Regions from separate parts of the Homo sapiens genome. Here region 2 is linked to region 1. A link is an interaction called in ENCODE POLR2A ChIA-PET data of the cell type or tissue named here. Cell type or tissue: PC-3. All regions are shown on one strand. Links, peaks and the distances in the headings refer to the core of each region. The heading gives the core; the rest is flanking DNA. Region 1 has its middle 210 kb from the start of NAALADL2. Region 2 overlaps NAALADL2 (N-acetylated alpha-linked acidic dipeptidase like 2).

Region 1 (2,936 bases), core at 306-2,805:
GTTTGTGAATAACAGAAGTTATAAAATCAGATGCCTGCACTGGCTTTGGAATGAATGTATATGAGCGAAGACTGAGCACAAGTCATTGGGGAGTGAAGTGGTGAACTGGAAGACATGTCTTGTCTGTAGGGAGCAACAGGATTTTGAAGTAACTTGGTTTGAGCTACTTTGGGCATAGGGTGGCCAGACTTGATTTTTTGAGACAATCTCAAATTCTAAATTTTATGTGATATGCCTTTGTTTTTAATGTTGGCAACTAATTGAAAAAGTTGAAATAAATGGTCTAAGCAAGACATATCTGAGAGCCAGTGCCATGGCCAATTTACACTGGGTGTGGGGAACCTGACTATTCACAGAGCTGTTGTGCAGTGACAGAGATCTAAATCCTCTTCTCTAGAATTGACCCAGGATCTATAACCCTAAGGAAGTATTCAGTGACAAATCTTTTTCACTTGACTCCCTTGATTGACTGTTTCTTCTTTCATCTGTTTAAACCAAATATACTGTATGCCAACCATGCACTTGGCACTGTAATGCAAAGAAGAACATCATATAGTGTTTGCTCACAAGTCTCATTCCAAAACATTCTAGAAGGCAGTACAAAAGGAAGGGTTGGAAGCAAAATAAAAAAACTTTACTGTGAAGGTGGTATTTAAAAATGCATTTTCCTATGCAAACTATAGTCCTGTTACACAAAAGTTAAAGGGTATTATGTGGGTGTGTAAATACAATAGTCCCCACTGTCCACTGTTTCAGTTACCTATGGTCAAAAAGAAAAAGGGGAAGTACAGTATAATAAAATATTTTCAGAGGGAGAGACCACATTCATATAACTTTTATTACAGTATATTGTTATAATTGTTCTATTTTATAATTATTGTTAATCTCTTACTGTGCAATCCCAGCTCCTTGGGAGGCTGAGACAAGAGAATCGCTTGAACCCGGGAGGCAGAGGTTGCAGTGAGCTGAGATCACGCCATTGCACTCCAGCCTGGGCAACAAGAGTGAAACTCTGCCTCAACAACCACCAAAAAGAAAAAAAAAAAAACAAACCTTTGTCATAGCTATGTATGCATAGGAGAAAACTTAGTAGATATAGTGTTTGATACTATTGGCAGTATCAGACATCTACTGCAGTTCTTAGAACATATCCTCTGCAGATATGGGAGGGGGCTACTGTAAACAAAAATCTATGCTAAGTATATATTTCATGGTTCCATACAACTCTTCCTTATATAGACAACCCTAAAAAGAAAAATGTTACTTTATTTATGGTTTCCAGTATAGCACTATCTTATTCTTGGGCAATTAGAATAATACTAGATTAAACATTTAATATTTCATCACAACCTTGATTTTTCTGAATCTGTGTATTTTCTAATCACAATTTTAATATTTTTTATTACTTGATGCCACAAAGAGCTTTCACACTCTACTTTTATTGAAAGATGTACTTGCTCTTTGAAAATATGACTATATTAAATGAATAATAAAGCTTGAAATTATTTATATTTAATTTTTGCATGCCTGTATCTGTAGACATAACACATATGTGTCAATATGTATACATATGTGTTGAGAGAGAGAGGTTGGTTTTATATCATTTGATGAGTTGCACTGCATCTAATCAGGAGAACCTGTTTTGTTTTTGTTTTTGTTTTGTTGTTGTTGTTTTGAGATGGAGTTGGAATTTCACTCTTATCGCCCAGGAAATGGTGCTACCTTGGCTCACTGCAACCTCTGCCTCCCAGGTTCAAGTGATGATTTTCCTGCCTCAGCCTCCCAAGTAGCTGGGATTACAGGCTCCTGCCACCGAGCCCAGCTAATTTTTGTATTTTTAGTAGAGATGGGGTTTCACCATGTTGGCCAGGCTGGTCTTGAACTCCTGACCTCAGGAGATCACCTGCCTCGGCCTCTCAAAGTGCTGGGATTACAGGCATGAGCCACCAAGCCCAGCTGAAAACCTGTTTTAACTCATTGTATTACTCTCTATGACTTGTCAGAGAGTTCACAGATGAATTCCATATATAGTCTTAGAAATTAGATTAGCATACTTGTAGTTGTCCTTCTTTCTGATTTTCTAGTTATATAAAATACATATATATACGTTTATATTATATACTTTTCCATTACATCCTTATGCATAACATATATTTAGGATTTCTTTGCTCTTTATTTTATTTTTGCTCTTCATTTTCAATACTCTTCCTCTAGCCTATTTCCAATATTTGAAAACTACATATATGCTCATCTGATTTCTAAGACTATGTATCAGATTAGTCTCTGGACCCTCTGACAAGTCATAGAGAGTAATACAATGAGTTAAAACAAGTTTTCATGATTTCTAATATTGGAAATAGGCTAGAGGGAAAGAACAGCAGAAAGAAATATATCATCCCCAAATTCCTTTATACATACATACACACAGATGAATGGAATATAACCTAGCCTAATTTTTCTCAAGTGGCAGAATTAATTCATGTGGAAGCTGAAGATGAGACATAGGGTTCCTATTTCTTATATCTCTTTTGGTAATAAATAGTACATTGTTTTAGGCTGAGTATTAAAATCTTTTTATATCTCTGTGGCAAGACATTGCTCATATCTATCTTACATACAACAAAGCATTTCTTGCACTTCTCTTGAGAAGTAGATGTATTAGAAAGCACATAGATGAAGGAAAATTTATAAATCCACTTTTATAAAGCTATTTCAATATAAGTGGCAAGTCATCAATAATAAGATAATAATAGCTATGATAACAAATGTTTTACATTTGTTTAAACAAATTTATTTTTTATTCATCATGTGCAATAAACTTTACCTTCAGATGATGGTGAAATGTGGTTCAGGGATTGGGTAGAAGATTTTAACCTTAATCCAAAGGTACCTTCTAATAAGAACCTACTTGTGTGTGTATCTTTGTCATTTAAATT
Region 2 (2,936 bases), core at 156-2,655, 310 kb after region 1:
TATATCCCGGATAGCTTCTAGAGGCTGAGAAGGAAGACCCAATAGAAAAAGTTTTAAACTGTGGTAGGAGAATTTTTTTTTTTTTGTAGTTGTTGATTTCATTCCAAGAAACATTCCATTGACCAGTGTAATATTTGCCTCTTTGATTTATTTTTAGGCTTGGAATAGAATCTTTAAATGAATAGCATATTAACTCTCAGAGATGACAGATTCATAGTTCATTCTACTGGCTGTTTTCAAGAGAATAAGATAGTTCAATGAATTGAATAAAGAAGCTTTGAGGCTCAGTGTGTCTAAATTAGATCAGAGGGGAAGGATGAGCTAAACAGGAAGACCAGGATTCCATTTTTGTCTAATTAATTCCTGCCTCAACTTGCAAACTCTGCATCATCCTTGGCAAACTCATTTTTCCCCATTGCCAATGTAGTTTGTTAATGTAGTTTCCTTTCTCTGGGACATCTTTTCTTTCTCTGACAGATAAAAAACACATACTCATCCTATGCATCGCCTCTTCCATGTAACCTTTCACCATAACATAGTCCATCCTCCCCTCCGGAAGGAACTGACAGCTTGCTTTCTGTTTAAGCATTGAACAATATCCAGACTTTTTTTTTTTCAGTTTCTTTATTCCTTTATTATAATTACTTATTTACAAGTCTATCTTTGCCTAATCAATTTATATATATAAATAATCAATTATATATATAATATGGCAGGGAACTTACCATATTTCTATTTGTATTCCTAAAATGTAATAGCATGCTTAGACTATATTAGATGCCCAATAGCTATTTATTGAATAAGTAAATGAAGATATTGAAAGAGTGGCTTTGTCTCCAAGTGGAAAAAAGATCAGGTAGGTGGTCCAAAGTGTCAGGAATGGGAAGCACAGATAATAAGATAACATCTGTTTCCCCAGAGAGTCCAGTGTTTGTTACATCACCACTTTTATCCATCCCCAAGGGTTTATACTCTATTACTCCAATAGTTATTGAAATTGAATTTTAAGTGGAGTGATTCAATAACTGATTACACGTGCAGTTCAAATCTCTGTTTTAGTTTTTCTTTGTGAATCTTCTACGTGAAACAAGTGCCAGCACAAGGAGAGTTATGTAGTTGAAATAGCAAAACTGCCACATTTGCATAACATTGGTTTCATTTTTTCTTCTTACATTACAAATAGGTTAATACATTTGTTGAATTTGTGATAAATTTTAATTCTTGATGAATTCTTTCTATATTTAGACTGCTTACATTCAATCAGTGCGAAGTTGGAAAAGACTGTCTTGTACAGTCATAAGAAATTTAATTATATCTGTTGTTGCTTGTAGATAATATGATTGCTTATATTAGGTTTGTTTTATGAGGCATTTATAAGCACTTAGCAGTGCAATCAATTGTTTATGTAATAACTATCATTCAAAAAGTAATTATTTCCGAAGTGTTGGCATGTTCTCTTGAAGTTTAACGCAACAGTTTTCTATTGGTGTTTTGATGCTGGAGAAGTCTAATTCAGGAAATTGTGAAATGAATTTGGTGGACATCTGCTTTGAGAGTAACTGTGACAACAGTTCCTTAAACATTGTTTTATGGTAGTGTACTTAGAGACATTAGAATGCTGCAAGTTTTAGTTTGTAAAAACCAGGCCAATTTTCAACTGCTTTTGCGGTAGCATATGTTTGTTTGGCACTCTTAGGGACTCAGCTGACATGATGTTACTGGTAAACTGTTGGATAACTATTCACGGGGCTATGTCAGAGTATAGGCAACCTGAAAATAGGAATTGTTCATACCTTAAAATCAAGTAAAAATAGACCCTAATCTTGGAGATTATTATTTTGTTGGCAAAACAGATACTTTGTGCCATTGTGCTGCCTGCTGCCCACAGGCTCTGGAAACATACAATTGGTGATTGTTCTGAGGAGTTATATCACAGAGGGGCACTAGTGCGGTGAGTTCACAAAATTTAACAAGATTGCTGAGCACAATACATAGGGGAATCAGTGAGGTCCCTGGGAAAGATTCTAAAGTATGCACAGTGAATGTGTTCATTAAATGATGATCTGGGAAAAGCAAAGAAATTGCAAAGATTAACATGTTTTTCTGGAAGTGTATCTATTGCATGGGAAATAGTAATTTCTTATCTCTAGGCAAAGTAAGGTTGCATAAGCATTGAGAATGAAGAGTCTAAATTTCGGTTATCACATGCCCAAAGTAATGCCTTTTATCCAAGTGACTTAACTGAATACAGGCTTAAGCACTCATCTTCTAGTTAGATTATGTCATTTTAATACGCAAGGCAATCACTTAGATTTGTTAGCAGTATCTTGTGCTATTTTATTTATGAGTTGACATCCATTGCTTTTGACAAGATTTGTCCTTATCTTATATGAAAGTATCGAATTCTTAAAGTTAATTGTCCCTTAAAGGTCCTGTTCACTCTAAGTGAGTTTCCTGGCCAGCTGGCAATAGACTTTAGGTCTGCAGATATGATGATGGGAGTCTTGTGGGGGCAAAGTTGGCTGCAGACCCCGTAGTTAATGCTTTGGAGTAGCAGAAGCTGTTTTAACAAGGTCTATTAGAAATGGCATGAACTGGCCTTACTATCAGGCAATAAGTGGTAAAGTCTAGATTCTACATTAACCTTATTGTTGACTTTAATAAGGTGCTAAACTATTCCAGTCATCATCATCCTCATCTATAAAATTAGGTGCTTAGAAGATTGTTGAAGTTCTTTTTAGCTCTATTATTGGGTATGTCAGAATTAGTATAGAAAATATCATAGTTGATAAACAACTCTGTCCTTTTTCTGGAAACACTTTCTAGAATATAGTTTCCAGTTTTCCTGGTATTAAGTGTGATCATATGACTGAGTTCTGGCGATGGAATGTCAATCACCATTTGGAGAAAAAGCTGCTCTTTAATCAAGAACATTC

Evidence for each region. Peaks named below come from ENCODE experiments on the same cell type or tissue, not always from the same donor. Only the 100,000 strongest peaks of a DNase experiment are listed, where the experiment ranks them.
Region 2: POLR2A ChIA-PET joins it to region 1 with 11 read pairs; 2 of 35 experiments call an interaction of 5 or more read pairs at or near these places.

The regions. Positions count from the first base shown.
Region 1 is chr3:174,647,305-174,650,240 of GRCh38, forward strand. It overlaps a transcript of NAALADL2 not described here. Among named protein-coding and RNA genes, the nearest start is that of NAALADL2, 210 kb to the right of the region's middle. In PC-3, for the core only: no CTCF peak of the experiment used is centred there; no DNase peak of the experiment used is centred there.
Region 2 is chr3:174,957,530-174,960,465 of GRCh38, forward strand. The region is part of intron 1 of NAALADL2 (N-acetylated alpha-linked acidic dipeptidase like 2); the gene reads left to right. Among named protein-coding and RNA genes, the nearest start is that of NAALADL2, 100 kb to the left of the region's middle. In PC-3, for the core only: no CTCF peak of the experiment used is centred there; no DNase peak of the experiment used is centred there; H3K27ac peaks cover 383 bases.